3 separate regions of the Homo sapiens genome follow, and all the other regions are linked to region 2. A link is an interaction called in ENCODE POLR2A ChIA-PET data of the cell type or tissue named here. Cell type or tissue: MCF 10A. All regions are shown on one strand. Region 1 has its middle 28 kb from the start of DUSP1. Region 2 overlaps ERGIC1 (endoplasmic reticulum-golgi intermediate compartment 1). Region 3 overlaps ERGIC1 (endoplasmic reticulum-golgi intermediate compartment 1).

Evidence for each region. Peaks named below come from ENCODE experiments on the same cell type or tissue, not always from the same donor. Only the 100,000 strongest peaks of a DNase experiment are listed, where the experiment ranks them.
Region 1: POLR2A ChIA-PET joins it to region 2 with 58 read pairs; 9 of 35 experiments call an interaction of 5 or more read pairs at or near these places.
Region 3: POLR2A ChIA-PET joins it to region 2 with 28 read pairs; 5 of 35 experiments call an interaction of 5 or more read pairs at or near these places.

The regions. Positions count from the first base shown.
Region 1 is chr5:172,795,474-172,803,473 of GRCh38, forward strand. No RefSeq gene overlaps it. Among named protein-coding and RNA genes, the nearest start is that of DUSP1, 28 kb to the left of the region's middle. RefSeq lists a cis regulatory region at 6,784-7,692. In MCF 10A, no CTCF peak of the experiment used is centred here; DNase peaks (open chromatin) are centred at 118, 3,208, 4,908, 5,938 and 1 weaker place.
Region 2 is chr5:172,864,484-172,872,483 of GRCh38, forward strand. The region is part of intron 1 of ERGIC1 (endoplasmic reticulum-golgi intermediate compartment 1); the gene reads left to right. Among named protein-coding and RNA genes, the nearest start is that of ERGIC1, 34 kb to the left of the region's middle. In MCF 10A, no CTCF peak of the experiment used is centred here; DNase peaks (open chromatin) are centred at 3,048, 4,208, 4,838, 6,038 and 1 weaker place.
Region 3 is chr5:172,929,515-172,937,514 of GRCh38, forward strand. It overlaps ERGIC1 (endoplasmic reticulum-golgi intermediate compartment 1), which reads left to right. Exons shown (of 10, transcript NM_001031711.3): 8 at 2,922-3,022; 9 at 5,674-5,796. Among named protein-coding and RNA genes, the nearest start is that of MIR10523, 18 kb to the left of the region's middle. RefSeq lists a silencer at 1,796-1,865 and an enhancer at 2,813-2,882. In MCF 10A, a CTCF peak has its summit at 3,068 (motif pointing left); DNase peaks (open chromatin) are centred at 1,877 and 3,037.

The DNA.
Region 1 (8,000 bases), 69 kb before region 2:
CCCCATTCCAGGCTGCGCTCCGATGGATTGCGACCCCTGTTCCTCCATGCTGTCTCCTCCTCCCTTTCCTTGGCGTGAAGGAGACTGAGTGGTGCTGGCAGCCACTCCCCAGCATCTGGCGGAACATTCTGCCCCATAGTTGAGCTCTTTTCACTCCCTAGCTTCCCCTAGGGATGGCTGGTGACTCATATTTCCATTTTCAATGTGGGGCCAGGAGCCTGATCTTTCCATGACCACCAGGACTGGCTATATAGCGTCGGAATCAAGGACATGAGCTATGACATCAGATAGGCCTGAGTTCAAATCCTTCTCGACTGCTTGTTGGCTGTGTGATTTCGGTCAACTAACTCACCCTCTCTGAGCCTCTCTTTCCCCATTTGGAAATGCAGGCCACAATGATCCACTCTGATGTCTTCCTTCTTGCAAAAGTCCCTTCCCTTTTGCCTGAAGCTCTGAAAAATGAACCGTTCCCTCTATCAGCTTTCTCTTTTAAATATTTACCTTTCACAAGCCGAGGAAAGAGGAAGCTGATATTAGATTTTTTGAAATAGAATAGTAATATTTATATGCCATTTACTGTGTGTAAAGGATCTATTATCAGGTGTTATTATTCACCCCATTTTATAGGTGAGGAAACTGAGGCCCAGAGAAGTAAAGTAACTTGCCCGAACCAGTAAGTGGCATGGCTGAAATTCACACCTAGGCTGTCTGTCTTCAGAGCGCATGCTCTTAATCCCGATATAGAGAAATGCAAACGAGATGAAATGGGGAAGGCCTTGGCACAGTGCTGGGCCCACAGTGAACTCCAAGTAAGTGTTTGCTGCTAGTACTATTACTACTATTACTTCATCAGCATGTCAGAGTCTCATCCTTGCACGCGAGAAGAAGCAGGGCAGGGATCCCTGCCCTTCTGGCCAAATCCAGCAGTCAAGATGCTCTTGAGTTAAAAAGGGCCAATCGCTCACCCCAAATGTGGGGGTCCCTTGCATGCCAATGGAATGTTCTTGTCACGTGGCCTGCCAAGGGGGGATGCTCTCCCTTGTCCTTAGGGTGGAAACAGGAGAGGCCCCATAGATGTCAGCAGATTGTCAGGTGACCGTCCAGCCCAGGCAGCTTGGCTCCAAGAGGCCAGGTTTAACCACTGGGCTCTCTGCTTCCCCGAGAGACCACTCCTATCAAAAGGTGAAGCTTGTGATTTGGGCCCTAAAACCAAAAAGCCAATGAGATGCTGGTAACAGAAGCCCTACCAGAGACAAAGTATCCCTTCGTGGTTACATGTGAAAGGCTGGGCACAGGAGTATCAGGAAAACACAAACACAAAGAAAGCAGGGCTAGCAATATGGATGGCAGACAAGACAGAATTTGAGGAGAAAAGCATGAAATTGAAGGATAAGGGGACCTCTTTGTCTCCATGTGCCACCTCCAACTGGCCTCTCATTTTTATTATCCTTCCTAGACCTCTTCCACCTCATCCAGTTCTTCTGTGGCCCCTTGGTGGCCAAGGCCCGCCCTCTTCATGCCCCACGAGAGATGAGCCAGCCTCCAGGTCTCCCACTGCTGCTTGGTTTCCTTTCTCAGGGGCCTTTGGGAGGTTGAGTTTTTTGTTTTTTTTTTTTTTTTTTGAGACGGAGTCTTGCTCTGTCACCCAGGCTGGAGTACAGTGGTGCCATCTTGGCTCACCGCAACCTCCACCTCCCGGGTTCAAGCAATTCTCCCGCCTCAGCCTCCCGAGTAGCTGGACTACAGGCGTGCACCACCATGCCTGGCTAATTTTTGTATTTTTAGTAGAGATGGGGTTTCACCATGTTGGCCAGGCTGGACTCGAACTCCTGACCTTGTGATCCGCCCACCTCAGCTTCCCAAAGTGCTGGGATTACAGGCGTGAGCCACCGTGCCCAGACGAGGTTGAGATCTTTACTGCTTGGTCTTCTTTGACCAGACATGGCTATTATCCCCTCTCTCCCCCAGTTTCCAAGGTTCCAACTCTGCCTGTTTTCAGGGCACTAGGGAGCTTGCCTCCCAGAAGGAGTGAGAGCGAGGGTGGACACCCAAAGGCCCTCTGCCTGGCTGGTTGCTCACACAGCTGTCTTTGAGTGAAGCGTCTGGCCCACAGTAGACATCCATAAATGTGTGTTGCCTAAACTCAACTGAACCCTTAGTCTATAAATTCTGTTACTTTAACTTGAAAAAAGTGATGAGGAGGTCTTATCTGACAGTATTCATCCTGAGCTATAGAGATCATTCTAGAAAATTTCCTACCGAATGTTTTCAGCTAGAAAATAAGCTCACTGGAAGCCCCCAAGCCCATGCCTGTCCCTTACTTCCTTCATTCAATGAGCATTGATCAAGATTGCTACCCAGCACTTGATGTTGTAAGAAATGCAAAACTGTGTAAGGCTTCAAGCTGCTAACACTATAGAAAGGACAGGAAGTCCTCCAGCCATGGGTCGATGTCTATGGAACATCAGCTATTTGCTCCCAGATATTGATTACTTACAGTGCAACAGGAAACAGAACACTTCGTGGAGCTCATAGTCTCCAGCGGGGGTTGACAGACATCAAAACCAAAATCACAGCCCCAAGCGCAATCATCCCAAGCCCCCATCACAGTACCAGGCACCCCATGCAAACAGCTGCCTTTCAAGACACTCGCTTCAGAGTTGGGCTCAGCTGGCTAGCACCTCAGCTGCATCACTTACTTTGTGTGACCTTGAGCAAAAGGTATAAACTCCCTGAGGCTTAGTTTCATTTTCTGTAAAATGTAAATAATAATCACTTTCTTCCTGGGGTCATGATAAAAATGAAAAGCAATGACCCAAGTAGCTGGCATATCATTATTATTATTATTATTATCATTATGATAATGACCATGACAATATAATAAATACCAGATGAATGGCACAGAAATGGGAGAGGGAGGGAATACTTCTTCCTGGAGAGAGGATGGTATGAGGATAATTTTCGGGAGAAGGTGGGTGTTGGTGCTGAGCCCTAAAGGAGGGGTTGGATTTCTATACAAGGAAGTGGCGAAGAGTGAATCAGTTCAAAAGTAGAAAAATGAATGATTCAGAAGGTCATTAAAATAAAACAAATAAAGAATCTAAACCAAATGACTGGGTTCCTTAAAAATAGGACATTGCATTGCCAAGCTAAGAAGCATTAGTCAGGCGGAGGAGGTGGCTACTGGGAAATTTCACCCAGTTCAGCATTATTGAGAAGTTGTGGGTTCCTGAAGCCTTCAGTGGGCGTTGTGCAATCCTGAGGGGTTAAGGTAACCCAAACCCTGGTCCAGGGAGTGAAAGGGAACTGTATAGGTTGGGGTCAATATTAGAAAAAAGCTCCTTGAAAAGCACAGTGGTCTCCACGGAAAGTGGTTAAGTGTGTTGGAGGAGTCTGGGGCGGTTCTACGGGCCAGGGGGCATCTGTCCGGGGAGCCATGACAGAGAACATCTGGAAGGCAGGGACTGTGCAGCCCGGGGTCTGGGTCTGACCCATTCATTCTCCCTGCAGTGTCTTGCAGTCTCTCCTTGCTTCTCTGCGCACTCTTCTGCGACAGGCACACTCCACCTTCCCTGTCCAACGGGTGGGGCTTGGTAGACGGGGCTCAAACCCCAGCTCTGCCACTCACTTGCTGTGTGATATTGGGCAAGTCACCTCACCTCTCTGTGCCTTCATTTTCCATCCATAAGAAGGGTGATCATAATAGGATTATGGTGAGAAATAAATGAAACACGCCTGACACACATAGGTCAGAAAATGTTAGTTCCAGCACCTTCTGTTCTCCTCCTTGTCCTGGCCTCATCCTCTCCTTCTCTACCTATTCTGATGATTTCTTGCTGGAGGTGACCATGGATTCTATTAGGCAAATAATTGAACACCTCCTGTGTGGTGTCCTGCCAGACAATGACAAATGTCATTGATTCATTTGTGTCATTCCACTTACATTAACAAATAACTATAACAGGATGAGCATTGTTCTTAGAATGAAAACAAAAATATGATACACAGACAAAGGGACGAGGGGCATACAGAGATGGAAAGGAAGTGGCCAGGGACTGGGAAGGGAGGAGCCAACATCTGCAGTGCCCCTGTTGTGTGCTGGGCATGGAGAAGGACCCCCAGGATCAAGAGAAGAATGGAGCCCAGCCTGGGCTTTGGAGGTGCCACGGCGCAGTGCGAGACAGACGCGCAAGCCTAAATGTTGGGGGTCCCAGGAAAGACTGTGGTTTTACTGTCTTGGGTGAGCTGGGGAAGGCTTTTGAGAGGAGGTGATAGAGGAGCTGGGTGCTGAAGGTTGAGTACTTACCAGGAAAGGCATTTGAAACAAGAACAACCCATGTGAAGGCCGAGCGGCATCAAAGAACAGAGTATTTGGGAAATAGTTGGGTGTTTCTTTAGAGTAAGTGAAATTCAACCTTTTCATTTAGCATAGGAACAGACACAGAGTAAGTGCTCAGTTAAGTGATTGAGCGTGGGTCCAGCACATTGGTACTGTTAGATCGTCCATCAATTTGCCCCCAGCTCTAAGCCTATATTCCTCGGGACAGCCCCATCATCTTCCAGGATGAGGGCAGCCTCAGGGTCAGAGGGAGGAGAGAAGTGAGCTACAAACAAAGAGAGGCAGTGGAGTGGGACAGGCCAGGGCTCGCTTCTCAGGGGCCTGTGCAACGTCTTTCCTGCCTGGGGCCGAATGTTCTGTTCCCTTCCCCGGACAGAACCCGAAGGTTGAGCCAGCCCGCTGACCCGGGCTGAGCTAACGGGAAAGTGGGCCGCACTGGGCCCCAAGTCATCAGCTCACCCTGATGAGCCAGGCCCTGGAGATTCCACCAGCCCCAGGCAGCATTTAGAGAAGTACTAGGCCGAGTCATCAGCTCTGTGCAGTCACTGCCTGCTAGGGCTGCGCAGGGTGAGTGGGGAAATAAACAGATTGCGGCACTGAGCCGTGGGAACCAAGCGCCGGGGCACTGGAGCTCTCTCCCTGGGTTTGTTACCAGAAGATGGTTATGTAATCAGCTCACTCATGCCTTCAACAAGCATGTATTGAGTGCCGACTGGGTGCCAGGCACTGTTTCTAGGCTCTGGAAATATAGCTGGGACAGATATAGAGACCCTGCCTCAGGAAGGTGACATTCTGGTGGCCAAACGCATGCGAACACTGTCCTCCCGCATTCAGTGAGTGTTTACCGGAAGCCAAGCTCTGTCCCAAGCACTGTGCTGATGATATCTCATTTCATCCTCTCTGTCACTGTAGGAGGCAATCTTTATTGTTATCCCATTTTACAGAACACACTCTCCTGCCTTAAGAACCCACCAGCAAGAACCCCCTTCCCCACATCTTCCCATGGTCCTTCTCATCCTTCAGGTCAAATTGCTTCTCAAAAGGCAGTGAGGGCCAGGCACGGTGGCTCACACCTGTAATCCCAGCACTTTGGGAGGTCGAGGTGAGTGGATCACTTGAGATCAGGAGCTCGAAACCAGCCTGGCCAACATGGTGAAACCCCCTCTCTACTAAAAATAAAATGTAAAAAAATTAGCCAGGCATGGTGGCGCACACCTGTAATCCCAGCTACTCGGGAGGCTGAGATGGAGAATCACCTGAACCTGAGAGGTGGAGGTTGCAGTGAGCCGAGATAGTGCCACTGCACTCCAGCCTGGATGACAGAATGAGACTCCACTCAAAAAAAAAAAAAAAAATGCAGTGAGGTAAGGTGGGGCACAAATGGTGACAACTTGCCTTACTCTCAGCTCTTGGTGATCTAATGGGTCAGGAACGAGGGGCCTAGCATCCTCTGATAACAGTCAGGCCCTGCCCACCCAAAGCACTCTCCTGAACTCACTGGAACTTAGAACTTTCAAATGCTGTCAGAGCCTTGTAATCATGCCTTTTCCAGCATTCCTTAATCATCATTACTCTGGGCTCAGGCATTTAATTGCTCATCAGTTTCTTCATACTTTCATGAATGGAGAATTTCTTCATTCTTTCAGGGCGAGTACAGCCTTTGGTCAAATTGTGCCGTAGGTGAGTACTCCCCACCGCACCAATTCTACCCCTGCCCCATAACTGGTATTCTGCCATATGCCTTCACTTACTCACATGAGCCCTGCTGTGTGCCAGGAAATTGGGTCAGGAGCCCCAAGGGAGGCAGAGGAAGAAGCAGCCACCATGATCAGGGGCCAGAGAGAAGGTGGCACCAGGGAATTGGTGAGCCCAGGGATCGTGTCACCCCACAGGGCTAAGAAAAACATTGCCTGCCATCAGCTGCATCTGGAAGGCTAATAGAAGTCATCCAGGTTCAGGGCTGTCTGGGAAGAGAGGAGTGAAAGGACATGTGGCCTTTGGGGAACCTGGACATAGCCAGGGGTGCACCACAACATCTGGGGAGTAAAGGGGCCCAGGCAGCCAAAGGGCCAGCAAAGAGATGAGGGTGGCCAAAAGGGCAAACTCATGGGAGGTCTTCAGATTGGGATTAAGAATTTAACTTATTCATTCAAGAATGAATTCAAGTTGTTGAGCCATATTTCTGATCTAGGAACTGTCCTAGACCTTAGAGACTTGACTACGAAGAAGAAGGCAAGGCTCCTGCCCTCAGTGGAGTCTACCTGGTAGTGGGAGAGTTGGAGCCAGACTGCACCTGCTCACAAGAACAGGTTGTTTTAGATTTTCAGGAATTTGGACAGCCATGTGACATCACTTTGGTAGTTTGAAATTGGCCACAGTGGGTATGTTTACACCACAGAAATTGGCAGACGCTGTAAGGCAGCCTCCCCACTACCCACAACCATCCTGCACCCAAAAGCCGATGTTAAATATTTGCCAGGATACCACTAGGGGATATAGACAATAAACAAGTAGGCAGATAGGCAAATGTGGTAACAATAGATTGTACATAAGGGAAAAAATCAGCAGGGCCTTATGGTACAGAGGGACTGATGGGATGGGGGTGACCAGGGATGGCTTCCAGGAAGTGAAGTCACCTGAGGCTAATATTTAGATCCTGAGGAGGAAGGAATCAGACTTTTATTTTGTTTGTTTGTTTGTTTTGTGTTTTTTTGTAGACACAGGGCCCTACTTTGTTGCCCAGTCTAGTCTCAAACTCCCGGGCTCAAGCGATCCTCCCACTCCAGCCTCCCAAAGTGTTGGGATTACAGGTGTGAGCCACCATGCCCAGCTAGAACCAGGCTTTTGAAGAACTGGGACAGTGTTATAGACTGAATTGCTACCCCCTCAAAATTCATATGTGGAAGCCCTAACCCCCAATACTTCAGTATGTGAATGTATTTGGAGATAAGGCCTTTAAAGAGGCAGTTAAGTTAGAATGAGTCATCACAGTGGGCCCTAATCCAATGACTGGTGTCCTTATAAGAAGAGGAGATTAGGACAGACACCAAGGATGCGTGAGCACAAAGAAAAGACCCTCAGAGGACACAGTGAGAAAATGGTTATCTGCAAGCCAAGGAGAGACCAAACCTGCCGGCACCTTAATCTTGGACTCTCAGCCTCCAGAACTGTGAGGAATAAACTTTTGTTGTTTCACTATCACACACTATCCAGTGTATGGGATTTTGTTATGGCAACCTTAGAAAGCTAATAGAGACAGTATTCCAGGTAGATGGTACAGCAAGTGTCAGCAGCCTGGGGACATGGAGGGAGGCCAGTGCACCTGGAGCACTGTTGGGAAGAGGGGCCTTGATAAGGTACCTTTTCAGAAATTTTTTTTGTGGAGACAGGATCTTCCTAGGTTGCCCAGGCTTGATTCAAACTCCTGAGCTCAAGGGATCCTCCCACCTTGGCCTCCCAAGTAGCCGGGACTACAGCCACACACCACTGTGCCTGGCTAAAGTATCTGGTTTTCATTTAAGTGAGTTGGTGACCATTTGGAGAGGTTTTATTTTTTAAATTCATTTGTGACTTATTAAGATGACTTTTTTCGTGATCTTTCTAATATTTTCATTAAAAACTTTTAATTGGTATTAATATATAATTGTACATATTTATGGGG
Region 2 (8,000 bases):
GGTCTCAAACTCTTGGCCTCAAGTGATTACAGGCAAGAGAAGGATAAATACCACATTTAGGAGAGTATTTCTCCTGGGATGGGATGGAGATGGGTCAAAATGGAAAGTGCAGACAGAAGAGGAATATAGGGGCTGTCTTTTTTTTTTTAAATGCTGGTTGCAATCTACTACTTTGATTTTTTAACTCACTAGTCATCGTCATCTGCAGTTGGTAAAAACATTGTTGTAGAGGGTTAAAGCATGAACCATATTAACATGTCCCCCCCCCTTTTTTTTTGAGCACCTATTATATGCTGGGCACAGTGCTGAACACTGTCTCATTTTGTCCTAACCACGTTTTGCGTATCAGGCCACTGAGTCTCAGAGAGGGACATCACTTAAGCCCGGCTCACACAGCAAGTAAGAGCAAATTAAGATTCCAGCCTGGGTCAGCCTGACTTATTTTCATGTCCTTGAGGCCTTGGAGCAGTTCCCTTGTGTATCTGCTGCAAAGCCTTGCTCAACGCTCTTCCCAGAGGAAGTGATCAAATGAAGGAATCAAATATCAAATTGCTATAGAAAGAAATTCTTTTTTTTTTTTTTTTTTTTTTTGAGACAGTCTCACTCTGTCACCCAGGCTGGAGTGCAATGGCACGATCTCGGCTCACGGCACCCTCTACTTTCTGGGTTCAAGCAATTCTCTTGCCTCAGTTTCCCAAGTAGCTGGGATTACAGGCGCCCGCCACTATGCCTGGCTAATATTTTGTATTTTTAGTAGAGACTGGGTTTCACCATGTTGGCCAGGCTGGTCTCGAACTCTTGACCTCAGGTGATCCACCCGCCTTGGCCTCCCAAAGTGCTGGGATTATAGGCGTGAGCCACCGCACCTGGCCTATAGAAAGAAATTCTAAAACAGTCTCTTTAATATTAACATAAGCCAGTGCAAAGGGTTCCCAAATGTGGCTGATGACTTGGTTTTCTTTCTTTCTAAATGTTTAAGGAATTTTTAAATTGAGGTATTGCAGATTGTAAAGTGTTCTTATCTTAAGTATACAGCTCAATGGCTTTTTTACCTGATACCCCCATGTGGCCACCCCCAGATCAAGGTGCACACCACTTTCAGTACCCCAGAAAGCTCCTGCATATGCCTCTTCCCAGCCAGCACCCCCACCACGGGGTGACCTATCTCCTGACTTCCCTCCCCTTGCTTTAGTCTTGCCTGTTCTTCAGGTCACACACGTGGAATCATATGATCTGATCTGTGTGTGTTGGACTTCTTTCATCCCATGTCCCATCTGTGGGATTCATTCATGTGGTCGGATCAGTGCTTCATTCTTTTTTATTGTTATAGTACCTGATTGGGGTACTTTTGAGCTTATTTTTTATTTCATAGACTATTTTGGACATATAGAATCATATAGAATCACACCCACCTCCCATCCTGAGAAGCAAACCTTAAGCCCCTATATTCCTCTTCTGTCTGCACTTTCCATTTTGACCCATCTCCATCCCATCCCAGGAGAAATACTCTCCTAAATGTGGTATTTATCCTTCCCATGCAAGTTGGTAAATTTGTACTACCTATGTACAATTTCTTAACAGATCCTTTGAGTGAGTATAAACTCTCTTTTTCTTATTTGGTATTGCCGAGTCCAATTAAATTTTAATTTAAATGTTCCAAGTGTTTCTGGGATTCAGAACCTCAGCTCCATGCTCTAGAGGTCAAGACAGTTGGAGCAAAGTCCAGAAGGAAAGGCCAACTGGGGAGAGGCAGGAGGAGAGCAGAGTGGGGAGAGAAGCGGAGGGAGGTGGGTGTGGGAGGGAGATGCTCACAGCCCTCAGCAGCCATGATCTGGTGGGGGCCCCTGCCGCTGCCCTGGTTTTTCTCTCATCTTGGACCTATGGGGAATGCACCGTGCCCCTCTTTCTGGCCTAATTTCCTGTGTCCACTGGTGCCACCTCTTTGCAGAGGCAGCCTTCAGAGGGATTTGTGGGGGAGAAGGAGCTTCTCCTTTGGGAAGAAAATGCTTGTGGTCCTCCATGTACCCTACACCCTGCAGCTGCGTCACAGGGGAAGCACTCCCCCATGGGGGCCAGGCGCTGTGCTAAGCCTTTTCCCTGTACTAACATGTGAACCCCCTCTGAGCAAGCCAGCGAAGTGAGCACTATTTGACAGCCTGAGAAACTGAAGCACAGGGCAGTGAAGTGAATTCCCCGAGGCCACAGCTAGCAAGTGGCAGAGCTGGGACTTGAACCCAGAAAGGGCAGCTCCAGGCTCACCACCTGTATACTCTCCAGTCTATTGTCTAGTGGAGGCACGGGCGGCCCAGGGGCCTTCCCCGATGCTTATCTCATTCTGTAACTCTGCATTCTCAGTGGAGGTTTTCTTGACTCTAGCTCCAGGCAGGCAGAGACTGCCTTTGTTTGGCTCCCATTTTTATCATTAGCAGAGCAGGTGCTAGTGATATTTGCAGAACAGGTGCTGAATGAATGCATGAAAAAATGCATGAATGTGGAAATGAAAGGGGATGCAGATGGAGATGATGCAGATGGAGATGATGATGCAGATGGAGATGATGCAGATGGAGATGATGCAGATGGAGAGCAGTGGCCATGCAGAGTCTTTGCAGACCTTGGCTTGGCTTCAGGCTGTGGGGGCTCTGCAAGCCAAGGGTTTGAGTTCCACCTCCAGTGCTTGCCAGCAATGCCACCTTGGGTGACCTTTATCGTGCTACCTGGAAAGTGGGGATGCTGGCAGCCCCTCCCTCCTGGCATCACTGACACTGCATGGTCAGGGTGTGATCCCTTTGGGTACAGGCGGGGGTGGTGGACCTCCCAGGTGGGCAGGTCCAGTTTGGATGAAAGGCCAAGGACGATTCATAGGAGAGCACAGGAGTCCTTGCTTAGCCCCAGCAATTCCACAGAACCTGCTGTGAACTGCTGGCTGCTGCCCGTAACTTTTCCCTGTCCCTATTTCCACTCCTTGGAGGCCGCAAGAACAACTGCTGGCTGGCCTTGGCCACTGCCTCAGTGTTCCAGCCTCTGCCGTCATTTGACACCAAGAAGACAGCCAGGCAGGCCTTGGCTCACTGCAGAGGTGTTACTCCACCCCCGAGTCCTAGCCGCCCCCTGTCCTCTGGGTCCTGGCTGGGCTGGGCAGGAGGGCACTCACCTCTCCCTTCTCTCTCTGCCCTAGCATGAACCAGCAGAGGGGCTCTCAATCCTGGTGCTGGGCAGTGGGTCTAGATTTCCCTTTCCATCTGCAAATATACCCACCATTTCCCTTCCCTGCATTCTGCGCTCAGCAGGGCTATTCACAGGAAGCACAGAGGACCTCTCCTTCACAGTGAGCAGTTGACCTTTTTTGAGCACCTACTGAATGCCAAGGGTTTTTTCTACATTTCAATTTGTGATCTCATTTGTTTCTCAAAATCTCCCTAGGAGGGAGACGTAATGCCCCTCCCCATTTTACTGATGAGTAAACTGAGGCTCCAAGAGATTCAGCCAGTTGCTTAGCAGAGTCAGGATTTGAGCCGAAAGCTGGGTTGTCTCTACTCCCCTCCATGCTGCTCTGCAGAAGAGAGAAGCCATAGAAAGCTCAGGAATGTAGTGACAGTCGCAGCGCTAGCGATGATGATAATCACAGCTCACATCCACCATGCGCTTGCTACGTGCTGGGAGCTGCCATTCAAGCCTTACATGCGTTTCTGCATTTAATCCTTACTCCTGTGAGGTAAGCAGTATTTTAACCCCATTTTACAGATGTAAAACACTGGCGGTTCAGAGAAAAATCTGTCCAAAGTCATGCAGCTAATGCATGAGACAGCAGAGCCCCTGGCTCTGAAAATCCGTGGGGATTGAAATACCAAGCACACTGGTTCATCCAGACAGTGGGATATTGTTCAGGATTGAAAGGTAATGAGCTAGAAAAATGTGAAAAGACATGGAGGAACCTTACATGCCTCTTACTAAATGAAAGAAGCCAATCTGAAAAGGTTCTATACCATATGATTTTCACTCTGTGACATTCTGGAAAAGGCAAAACTATGGAGACGGTAAAAGATCAGCGGTTGCCAGGGGTTGCGGGAGGGAGGGATGAATAGGCGGAGCACGGAGGATTTTTAGGGCAGTGAAACTGTGTGTGATGCTGCAGTGATTGATACGTGTCATTAGACATTTGTCTAAACCGAAGGAATGTACAACACCAAGAGTGACCCCTGATGTCAAGTATGGACTTTGGGAGACAATGATGAGTCAGTGTTCATTCATCAATCATAACAAATGAACCCTGTGGTACAGGATGTTGATAGTGAGGGAGGCTGTGCATGTGTGGGGACAGGCAGGATATGGGAAATCGCTATCTTCTGCTCAATTTTGCTGTAAACCTAAAACTGCTCTAAAAATATAGCCTATGTTTTAAAAGAGGGAAAAAAGAAAAACAGGTTCACGATGCACTTGGTGCTTGAGCCACCACAACCCCCAGCAGTGATGTGCAGCAGGGCGTGGCTCTGCACTCTGCGGGGGCTTCCCGGGCTGGCTTAGCTGTGGGATCATCTTCTCCAGTGGTTCTTCCAGGCCTGCTGTCAGGTGCAGTTTGAAATCCAGTTCAGGAGTGCACCTTGCGTGGGGAGCTGGAGGGAGGCAATGGTTGCTGTTGGGTGACTAGCAGAGGCTGAGGGAATGGCAGGCATGCCAGGGCTCTGCCAGTGTATAGACAGATCTTCCCCCCTGGGGAGGAGGAAGGAGGAGGTGAGGGGGGTGACAACAACATTCTTTGGTCCCCATTCCCCAGGACAGCGTGTGCTCAGGGGAGGCTGGCCTCACCCCTGCCAGGGAATTGCAAAATTCAGCTTCAGTTGAATGAGTGTCCTTTGGAAAAGTACATTTTGCTCAGGAGCCAAGTAAAACTGAGGACTCTGCAGCCAGCACACTGAAGTCGCTAGCCATGACTCACACCGAGTGGGATGGGGAGGGCCAAGCTGGGAGGCAAGCCATGGCTCTCTGGTGGGTCCAGGCTCCCTCTGGCGCCAGACCCCTCGGCTGGGCTCAGGTCCCTCAGCTGGGATATTTCGTGTGCCAGAGGTAGCAGCCTCAGATGGCTTTGTCAGGGTTCAGACTCTCCTTGCTATTTAGAAAAGATGTTGTCTCTAAGAAGTCATGGAGAAAATGAATCACTGTAAAAATCAAATTTTCTTATCCACTTGCATTATTGGTTTAGAGATGGCTTCTCTCCAAGATAAGTTTTTGGTAGACTGCAGATCAAAATGTTTAGGGGCATCTGGGGGTGTCATGAGAAGAGCCCCAGATGGGACACCCGTTCTTCCTTGTGACATTAGGGAATTTGGTACAGCTTTCTGGATCAGTTTTTGCCTTTAAGATGCATCTGGACTCATCAAACCCAGAAAGTGTAGAGCAAATATTCCTATTCCCATGTCCTTGGCAGACATTGCTAATCTATCTCAGGGCTCCAACAGAGTTGGGTCTCAGCCTTACCAGCCTGGCAGCCACTAGACTTGATCCCTGAGATGAAACCTCTTGACCACACAGGAACTCCATGATCTTGAAGCTCCCTTCTGGCTCTATAACTTTTATGTCTCTCTCTCTCTTCTTGCTGTATCTTTCATTCTACTGACTATTCTGATACAAAAATACTTCACGTTCAAGATTTAAGGCCAAGTTCACAAACTGATAATACTCAGGCCAAATCTGACCCACAGAAGTGTTTCCTTTGCTTTGCGTATTATTTTATTTTTGAAACACTTGCCATCATTTTTTAATTGGTGATTTTACCTAATTCCCCAGATTTCTGGTTTCACTTAACGGGCTGCCCTCGGACCCCTTGGTTCCAGCCATGTGCCAAGCTGGGAGGCTTTCTATGGACTCCACAGTTTGCCACAGGCCACACCCAGCCCACTTCTCTAATTTCCAGTTCCTGCCTATTCTCAGTAGGCATTTTTCTACTCCAGACAAGTATACTTCTGTCCCACATGTAAGGCCTGGCTGTCTCTCATTTGCTGATGTGAGCTGCTAGATGACCAACGCTCCGGTCTGTTAACTCACTTGGGATGCTGACGTTTCCTGGAATCTCTTTCAGAGGGAAAGGTGTTTCCTCTCTATGAATCATAACTGCCTGATGAATTAGTTTTACATTTTTATTTTCTCATGTGGGCTTTCCTCAAAGCAGGGGCTCAGTTATGCCATGAACTGTTGAAGAAAGCACAAGTTGAGGCAGATATGGGAAATTTAGCAGGGGGAGCGGGGAGCAGAGCCCTTCCCTCCCTCTCGCAGCCACTCCCTTCCTCCCCGCCTGCCTGCCTGGATCTCCTCTGCAAAGCCTCATTGCTGGTGGGTGGTGAGGAAGCCAAGTGGCTCCCCGAGGGTACTTGCCTGCACAGCTCAGGTGAGCTCTTGGCTCAGGAAAGACTCACAGTCTTCCCTGGCTCAGCGGGCCTTTTGCTGCTTAAAGATGATGCTCGCCACTTCAGATCACAGTGCCAGCCCCTGGGGAACCCCAAGATGCGTAAGACAACCTCCTGCCCTTGAGGAATTCACAGCTTTGAGGGGAAGACACCAATAGTATTAATGAGGCAGTGTGGGCCGTGCTGTTGTTTGTGAATGCAGTCCACGCATGCTCAGTGACATCAATCATCGCATGTGCCCGGTAGTAACAGGGAGACCTCAGGGGCTGCAGAGGTCCCCGTGGGGGCACTTCATCCGGCCTGAGGCTGATTGGAGATGGCTTCTCAGAGAAAGGGATGCGTGAGCTGAGTTTTCAATTGCCCGAGACCTCTGACCTCACTGGCCACTCCAGCTGTATCAGCCTCGCTGCTGTTCCAGGAACCTGCCAGATACGCTCCCTGCCTCGAGGCCTTTGCACTTGCTGTCCCTTCTGCCTGGAATGCTCTTCCCTGGCTATCCCTGTGGCTGTTGTCTCACTTAATTCCGATCTCCATTTGCATGTCATGATCTCCTTGTCTGATGAGCCCCATCCGAAGGGCCCTGGCATTACACTATTTCCTTAACCTGTTTTATTTTTCTTCATAACGCTTATCAGCACTGACATATATGAGTTCATTCACTGTTGGTCTCTCCCACTAGGAGATAATCTAGGTGAAGACTGGGAGATTTGTGTCTGACCTCCGATGTGCTCCCAGCACCTAGATCAGTGTGTGGTCCACAGTAAGCACTAGAGGATGCAAAGTACTGTGAGCTGATGAAGGAGAGAGAGGGGGTGATGCAGACAGATGGCACCAAGCTGGAATAGCAGTGGTCTTTGGGGAACAAAGAATGTTGGCGGGCAGTGGGGTGAGAAGGAGGGGCAGATAACACACAGCCAAAGACAGATCTGCTAAGACAGGCCCTGACTGTGTCTTTCTTTTCATTTATAACCTGCTTATTATAGAAAAAGTGACAACACTGAGATGTGCCGAAGTGGAAGTGATCACCAACTAGCCTCTCAGCCAGGCCCACAAGGAAAACATTCTGACCCCTTTCCTAAAGCCCTTTTGCCTGGGATTGTGTGGAGAGTTTCACCTTTTCATTTGTGAGCCAGATCTTGCTTTCTAAAGTGCACAGCTAGCTGCCTGCCCCTTCAGGTCTCTTCGCTGTGCTCCCAGCCCAGTGCAGTAACCTTGTGTTCAGATGGGCGAGGACATGTACCCCAGCTTGGCCACGAGATAGAGTAACCTCGGGCCTCAGGGGGCCATGAAGCTTTGCAGGAACCTCCACCCTTTCTCCTCCAGCCTCGTCCCCATGTGTCTGCCTGTACTCAAGGCCTCAGTCTGAGTCACTGTCTCTACACAGTCTTTCCTGAACCTCAGTTTTATTTTTCTGTAAAAATGGGGATGAAGCTAGTGTTTATACCTTGAATGGTTTTGAGGATCAGATTTGAGGATCAGATGAGACAATATGAGTTACTACTTGGGTTCATGGGAGGTGCTCAGTAAATATCATTCTCCTTCCCCTCTTAAAATCTTAATCCTGCACTGTGCTTTTACCCCAGGCCTCACCAGAACTCAGCC
Region 3 (8,000 bases), 65 kb after region 2:
AAATTGTATCAAAGGCCTTAAAAATGGTCATTGCCTTTGAGTCATCAATTGTACTCATAGGAGAGTAAGCTAAGGAAATAATTAAGAGAGTGTACAAAAATCTAGGAAAATAATGTTCATTAGGTCATTGTTTATAAAATTGAAAATGAGGAACCACGTCAGTGTCCAGCCATAGGGGGTTGACTGAGCATGGTAACTGCCCAAGATGAGCGAGGTGTGTCAGGACCTTACTGGCAGTCAGGCAGCAAAGATTTATTGAGCACCTACTATATGCTGGGCATTGGGCTAGGTTCTGGGGATAGAGAGATGAATAAAACAAACTCTGCAGAGCTTATGTTCTGTGTCTTAGACCTGAAAAGTTGATCATGATGTTCAGTTCTTAGAAAAAGATGGCTGGGCGCGGTGGCTAACGCCTGTAATCCCAGCACTTTGGGAGGCCAAGTCGGGTGGATCACGAGGTCAGGAGTTCAAGACCAGCCTGGCCAAGATGGTGAAACCCCCATCTCTACTAAAAATACAAAAAATTAGCCAGGCGTGGTGGCAGGCGCCTGTAGTCCCAGCTACTCAGGAGGCTGAGGAAGGAGAATCACTTGAACCCAGAGGGTGGAGGTTGCAGTGAGCCGAGATCGTGCCACTGCACTCCAGCCTGGGTGACAGAGTGAAACTCCGTTTCAAAAAAAAAAAAAAAGATACGGTATGGTCCTATTTTAGGAAAATACAAATATATGTATAAACATGTCTGGCAGTTTATATGTGAGACTGTGAACCATAGTTTTCTGAGGATGGTGAATTTATGGTGATTTTTTGTTTTGTCCTTGGTGATCACCTGTGTTTTGTACAATTTTTTTTTTTTTGAGATGGAGTCTCGCTCTGTTGCCCAGGCTGGAGTGCAGTGGCAGCTCACTGCAACCTCCACCTCCCGGGTTCAAGCGATTCTCCTGCCTCAGCCTCCCTAGTAGCCGGGACTACAGGTGTGTGCCACCAGGCTTGGCTAATTTTTGTATTTTTAGTAGAGATGGGGTTTCACCATGTTGGCCAGGTTGGTCTTGAACTCCTCACCTCAAGTGATCCTCCCACCTCGGCCTCCCTAAGTGCTGGGATTACAGGCGTGAGCCACCACATCCGGCCTTGTACAAATTTTAACAAGAAATATTACAGGGGTGATTTTGATAAGGCATTCACTTTTTCATTCCTTCAAGTTTTTAACCTAGGGCAATGGGCGTTTGGACACCACTATCAAGCGTGGTCTTGGGCTCTTGTTTTAAAAATGCAAATTCTGAGCTCCACCCTTGACCCATTTGGCGGGATGCTCCTGGAAAGAGGTCCAGGTGTCTTTTTATTCCAAATGATTCGACTGCTTCTGACATCTGAGAACCATTACAGGGTTGAACAGAGGGATGTTGGAGTCTTCATGGACTGGGCTCTGCGGCTGCAGGACTTTTCTCGGGTTTTCAGAGGAACCTACTCAAAACAATTCAAGAAGCACTTCCTTTGCTTACTGAGATATGGCTTTGGCAGGAAGGGGCAGGGAGGGAGTGTCAGGGCAGTGAATGCTGTCTGCATTCCCAGCCTTCTTACAGAAGAGGACTGACTCGACTCTGCGACCAGGCTTAGAACCCACAGGCCTAAATTTCTGTGTTATTTTAGCTCTGTAGTCCGTGACCCGAGATTGTGGAAGGCCCATGAGCTTCCTGTAAGCATCCCAGAAGGCCCAGGAGAGTTCATACCTTTCCTGAGTGATATTTGGCAGCTCTGGGCCAGCATTCTATCAGCCCAGCATTGGATTCCAGTTACCTCACGCTTATCAGCAGCTGATTCATCTGTGCTTTCATTCATGCCCCTGTCCAATCATCCTTCCATCCGTTCATTCATTCAGTAAGCATTTGCCACGGTCCACTTGGTACCAGGCCCTGCACGGGGCTCTGGGGACACAGAGTTGAGTAAGGCTCCATCCCTGCCTTCAGCAGCTCCCCCATCCAGGAAGAACTGATCTGCCGTTGATTTCTTTCCCCATTCTCAGTTCATCAGTGCTTCATTGGTGCAGTTTTTCTGGTTGATAGGCTCTTTTCTTTTTAATACTGAAACCTAGTTTGTTTTAAAAGTAAAACTATTCAGACAATGTCAGAGGATGTACAATGAAATGGGATCTTTCTCAAATCCTGCCTTCCTCCCCAGAAGCTAAAGCTGCCCGTGGTTCCTTGGGCATCTTTCCAGATAATTCTCCTATATATTTACATGGATACAGAGTGTCTCCTCCTCCCCCAATCCATGGACACATGTGTATCCTGTCCCATGACTTGGTTCTTTTCCCTGTTGGAGAATAGCTGCTCCTAGCACCCACACTTTTTTTTTTTTTTTTTTTGAGACAGAGTCTTGCTCTATCGCCCAGGCTGGAGTGCAGTGGCATGACCTTAGCTCACTGCAACCTCCGCCTCCCAGGTTCAAGCGATTCTCCTGCCTCAGCCTCCTGAGTAGCTGGGATTACAGGCACCTGCCACCACGCCTGGCTAATTTTTGAATTTTTAGTAGAGACGGGGTTTCACCATCTTGGGCAGGCTGGTCTCGAACTCCTGACTGCAGATGATCCACCCACCTCGGCCTCCCAAAGTGCTGGGATTACAGGCGTGAGCCACCACGCCTGGCCAACACTCACTCTTTCATGGTTGCTCTATTGATGGACATTTGGGTTGTTTCCAGAATTTTAATGATGTGCACAGTGCAGGAGGAAAGATCCTGATGGATAGAGTCTCCCAATTCCCGGTATCCAAGGGGAGAAGATGAAGAGCAGTTGGTTGGTGGTAAAACTGGGGAATGAGCCCCCTGCCGTGCCCAGGGAATTTAGGCTTAGGATTGAAATGACATAGAGCTGTCAGCGGGCAGTGCCCGTCCCCCTGCTTCATTCTGCTGTGTCCTTCCCGCAGCCCTGGCCTCCCACGACTACATCCTGAAGATTGTGCCCACGGTTTATGAGGACAAGAGTGGCAAGCAGCGGTACTCCTACCAGTACACGGTGGCCAACAAGGTGCGCGGGCGGTGGCTGGGCCGAGCTGTGTGCGGCGGCGCCCTCTGCTGACGGAGAGCAGAGATGACAGGCGGCTGCACCGACGCACTTTCTTCTGATTCCTTTCTGGAGGCCTTTCCTGGGGGTTAGCTTGGGCCAGGCGCTGTCCCTGGGTAAAATTGAAAAGCCCAGTCCCTGCCATGTGGCAGTCTCAGAGTCAAGGAGAACAGATCTAACCAGGAGATAGGGTGTGATGCGTTTGACAAAGAGCAGGTAGTCTCTGTCCTACAAAGGTCCTGGGGTTGCAGGTCTCAAACAGCCCTGCATCTGGTCCGAGTCCTTCAGACACAGACCCCTGGGTGCTCAACACAGACAGACACTCCTGCTCTCAGGGCACAGGCACTTTACCCAAACTCATGAGGCTACTGAGTCACACCAAGATGGCTGTTGATTAATTTGCTGTTGATTGACAGGGGTGTCCCCAGGACCCCAACACTCAAAGTCATGGAGAAGACGCCAGGCCTTAGTGGGCAGCAGAGCATGGTCAGAGTCTGCAGAGTGGGATGACCCAGCAATTAGTGGTCTCAAGACAAGACAGCCTTGGGCTTCCCTGGGGGTATCCCACCAATGGGACATGAATACTTGAAACCTGTTGGTTGAAATGCCCCTGCTAGACCCTGGCGGATGGGTTTTTCCCACTTACCACCAGGACTGTCCTTTTTCTTCTGTTCCAAGGCTGCCCAAACCCCTTATAAGTGATACCTGTTTAGCTCAGTTAATTATAACAACAGTAGGAGGCATAGCTGTCACTCATTGAGTACTTCCTGGGGGCTAGACATGCTAAGCTCTCTTCTTCCGTCTTCTCAATCATCATGACAGCTCTGATGTTGAGACTGTTATTGAGCCCATTTTGTTGATTTGACCATTGAGGCACTGAGAGGTGGTTGTAGAGCTATAAAGTGGCTGAGTGGGGATTAGAACAGGTTTTCCTTGGGCTCCAGAGCCTGGCTTCTTGATCACCTCACGCCTCGGTCTGAGGAAGGGGCTGTGAGTCTGCCCACCTGCGAGCTGCTCTCTGTCCAATGACTTAGTCCCTCTGTTCTGACTCACCCTAAATTGATGTTCCCGGGAGCCCCTGTTTCTTTTATTCACTGTTTCACAGGGGGCATCTCATTGTAACCCTCACATGCTCATAGCAGCTAACAGATGGAAAAGCACAGATGCAAGCTCAGGACCACGCTGCAGTTCAAATTCCAGCTCAGTCATTCACTAGCTATTGACCCCGGACATGTCACATAGCCACTGTGTGCCTCAGTTTACTCATTCATAAAATGGAGATGATACTTTATAAGAGTGCTGTCACATGAGGCAATGTTTTCAAAAATGCCTAGCCCACCAAAAAAAAAAAGCCTTTAGGTAAGTGATACTGACTGCTGCTATTTTTCACTCTTTTTCTCTGTCCCTCAGCTCTGGGTTGTGACCCAGACAGTCATCCTGCCCCAGCAGCTCTCCTGGAGAAAGCTGGTCTTCCCTTGCACAAAGCTCCTTTTCCCAATGCTTTGGCAAGGCCCAGCAGCCAAATACAGCTTGCTTAGCTTCTCTATGGCTGCAGCCGCACTCTGCCCTGGGAGCAGGCAGCAGCGACCCAGCGGGAGGTCAGGGCTCAGTGTTACTTACCCCCGGAGTGGCCTGGGCTCCTCAGGCTCAGCATGTGGGGTTGGGGGTACCCCAGTGGTTCAATTTGGCCTCCAGTTGTTGCAGACTTTAGCACCTTGAAGTGCCCAAACTGGAGAGATCCCAGGGATCATCATCCCAGGCCCATCCGTGTTTAGATGGGGAAGCCAAGTCCCTGAGGGAGGGAGGGGCTGGCCCAAGGATGCACTGTTAGCTCAGCCTCGTAGTATCCTTAGTCCCTGCTGTGTGCATTCTCAGGAAGGTTGGTGGCAGGGCGGGGCCTTCTGGCTTTGCAGTTCAGTCTATTCCTCTGAAGAAGCTAGCCCACTCCCCACGTGGCATTTACACCCATCACACACACACACACACTGGGACTCCTGCTTATTCATCATGTGTGGCTCAGAATGTCCCCTCCCCAGTCTCCCAGATGCCGCCCGGGAGAATGGGTCATTCATTCATTCCCCTCAACTCTCCATGTTCCTCCATCCCACATGCATGATGTCACAGTGTTAGGGATATTCTTATGTCTTCCTCCTTCTGCAGACTGCGACTCCCTCTGGGTAAAGGGCAGGACTTGCTCACCTCGGGGTCCCCAGCAGCCAGCCATGGGCCACCACAGTGGAGGCGTTCAGCAAACCATTGTTGAATAAATGAATGGATTTCGCGTGGCCCAGAGGTTGAAGGAGGCAATAGCCAAAAATTGCACTTTTCCTTTTACAGCTCTGCTTTCTAATTTATTTTCTGATTCTGGTGCTGCTTGCAGCTCACTTGGTCAATTTCTAAACAACCAAGGGTATCAAAAATGCCCAGCTGTGCACGGCAGAGTTCAGGGCCTCCAGGGGAAGGGATGTGAGAGAGGGAGTGGGGGAGTCTGGCTTCGTGGGGCAGAGAGGGAGGAAAGCCCTTTCTGGAGGGTTGCTGGGGGGCCCTCTGCAATCCAGTCCCCGCCCCCCCTGAGACACAGTTTGTACTTCTGATTCTTATATCCTCTACCCCAGGAATACGTCGCCTACAGCCACACGGGCCGCATCATCCCTGCAATCTGGTTCCGCTACGACCTCAGCCCCATCACGGTCAAGTACACAGAGAGACGGCAGCCGCTGTACAGATTCATCACCACGGTGAGTGGCCTGGGGCAGTGGGTGGGGCCCTGAGCCAGCCACCCTGCGCCTGCTCTGGGCCCCTTTCCTTGGCACCCCTCACCTGTTCTCGCTGAAACAGGAGGCAGCCTGCAGGGCTAGGGGCTCTGGCTGGGCACAGGAGGCTTCGACCCCAAGGATGCTGAGAAATGTTGTCAGAAACACATCAGTATCGATGACGTTTTGTCTAGAAAGTATTTTCCAGAGGGGAATGCCCTGAAATCCATTTAATTCCTGAAGCAAATCTCCATATGGTTCCACTAGATGTTTAGGATTTTCTCCAGCTTTTTATTGTTATGGAAATTATTCTTAGCAGAGTTTATCCTTTAATGTGTAAATTTTGCACCAAAGATTGAACTCATTTTTTTTTCCAGGTCTAATTTCCAGTTATAGCTGCTGATAGGGTCCGATTTTTCCCTTTCCTTCCTCTCTGTTCTCTCTTTTTTGCCATGGTCTCTACCACATCCAGTTTTCTCTAGGGCAGATTCAAGCTGATGTTAGTTTTCCTTTATGCTGATTATTTCTATCATGTCTACTGTTTCCTGGCCTCCCATTCAGAAGGTCCTTAGGGTCAGAACAGGAGGGTCAGGGTGCCCTTCTTCACCCAAGAGGCCCAGGAGGTACTGAAGAAGCCAGAGTTAGCTGAGGTGGAAGAGACAGGGTGGCTATCCCTACTTCACAGATTTGGAAACTGAGACCTAAAGATAAATATGGCATTGGGAGGCCCTTATGCTTCTGTACTTCTTCATGCTTGTAATGATGGTTCAAGATCAAGGGCCTTGGCTCTTTCATTTCCCGCAATAACTAGGTCAGTATTAGTCAGGACTCTGTTACCGAAGATCCAGAACCAGACCTTGAGCTGGCCTGAGGAGTAGAAGGCCTCAGGCATGGCTGGATCCAGCCTCCAACATTGCCAGGAGTAGGTCTCTATCTTCGGATCTGCTTTCCGCTACACTGGCTTCATCTTCAAGTAGAATTTACCAGTAGAAATGGCCTCTTTCTCAGTCATTCTAACCAAGTCCTAGATAGGACAGAGCTCTCACTGGCCCAGCTCAGGCCTCATGCCATCCTTGTGGCCTGGGAAATCAAATGCTCTGGTTGGCCAGGCTTAGGCCCTGTACCCTCTCTGGTGTCAACCCCATCCAAACCGCAGGGACACAGATTGTGAGGAATGAGGTTTCTCAAGAGAAAAGGCAGGGGCCAGCTACTGGAAGAGGAAAGAGTGGGTGCCAGGAGGCAGAACAGTGGGATGTTGTGACAGGGTCTCTGCCTTCTCATCTGTGAAGTAAGAACGATCATCTCTGTTCCTGCCACCTCCCAGGGCCTTGTGGGACTCAGAGGAGATTGTGAAAGGAGAAGCTGTTTGCAGATGTGAAAAGCCAAGTAGGACGGGGCACAGTGGCTCACACTTGTAGTCCCAGCAGTTTGGGAGGCTGAGGCGGGAGGATCGCTTGAGGCCAGGAGTTTGAAACCAGCCTGGGCAACATTGTGAAGGCTTGTCTCTAAGAATCTTCTTAAATTAGCTGGATACGGTGGTATATGCACCTGTAGTCCCAGCTACTTAGGAGGCTGAGGTGAGAGGATCACTTGAGCCCAGGATTTTAAGGTTAGAGTGAGTCATGATCGTGCCACTTCACTCTAGCCTGGGCAACAGAGCGAGACCCTTTCTCTAAAAAACAAAAATCCCCAGAAAACAGACAGAGAGATACAAAGGGTGTCATAAGTCTGGTGCTTACATGAGCCTCAGAACAGTTTTTTGCTGTTCTCTTTGACCACATAAAAGTTAGAAACTCCTGTTCAACAAACGGCACATAACATAAAGCAAAAATCTCACACGCAGCCTGGGAAAAGATACTTGCCATCCAAATGGGAAAGGGGTAGCCTTCAGAATTCATATGTAAAGAACTCCTACAGATCAGTAAGAAAAAGTTAACAACCAAAAAAGCAGACAAGGCCAAGGACCAGCTCTTCACAGAGGAGGTGATATTGGCAGTGAAAAGATGCCCAAGTTCACTAGAAATTGGAGGGATGGGATTTAAAACAAGACTCAATTCAGGCCAGACGTGGTAGCTCACACCTGTAATCCCAGCACTCTGGGAGGTGGAAGCAGGAGGATGACTTGAGGCCAGGAGTTTGAAACCAGCCTGGTCACCGCAGCAAGACCCCCTCCCTACAAAAGAAAAGTT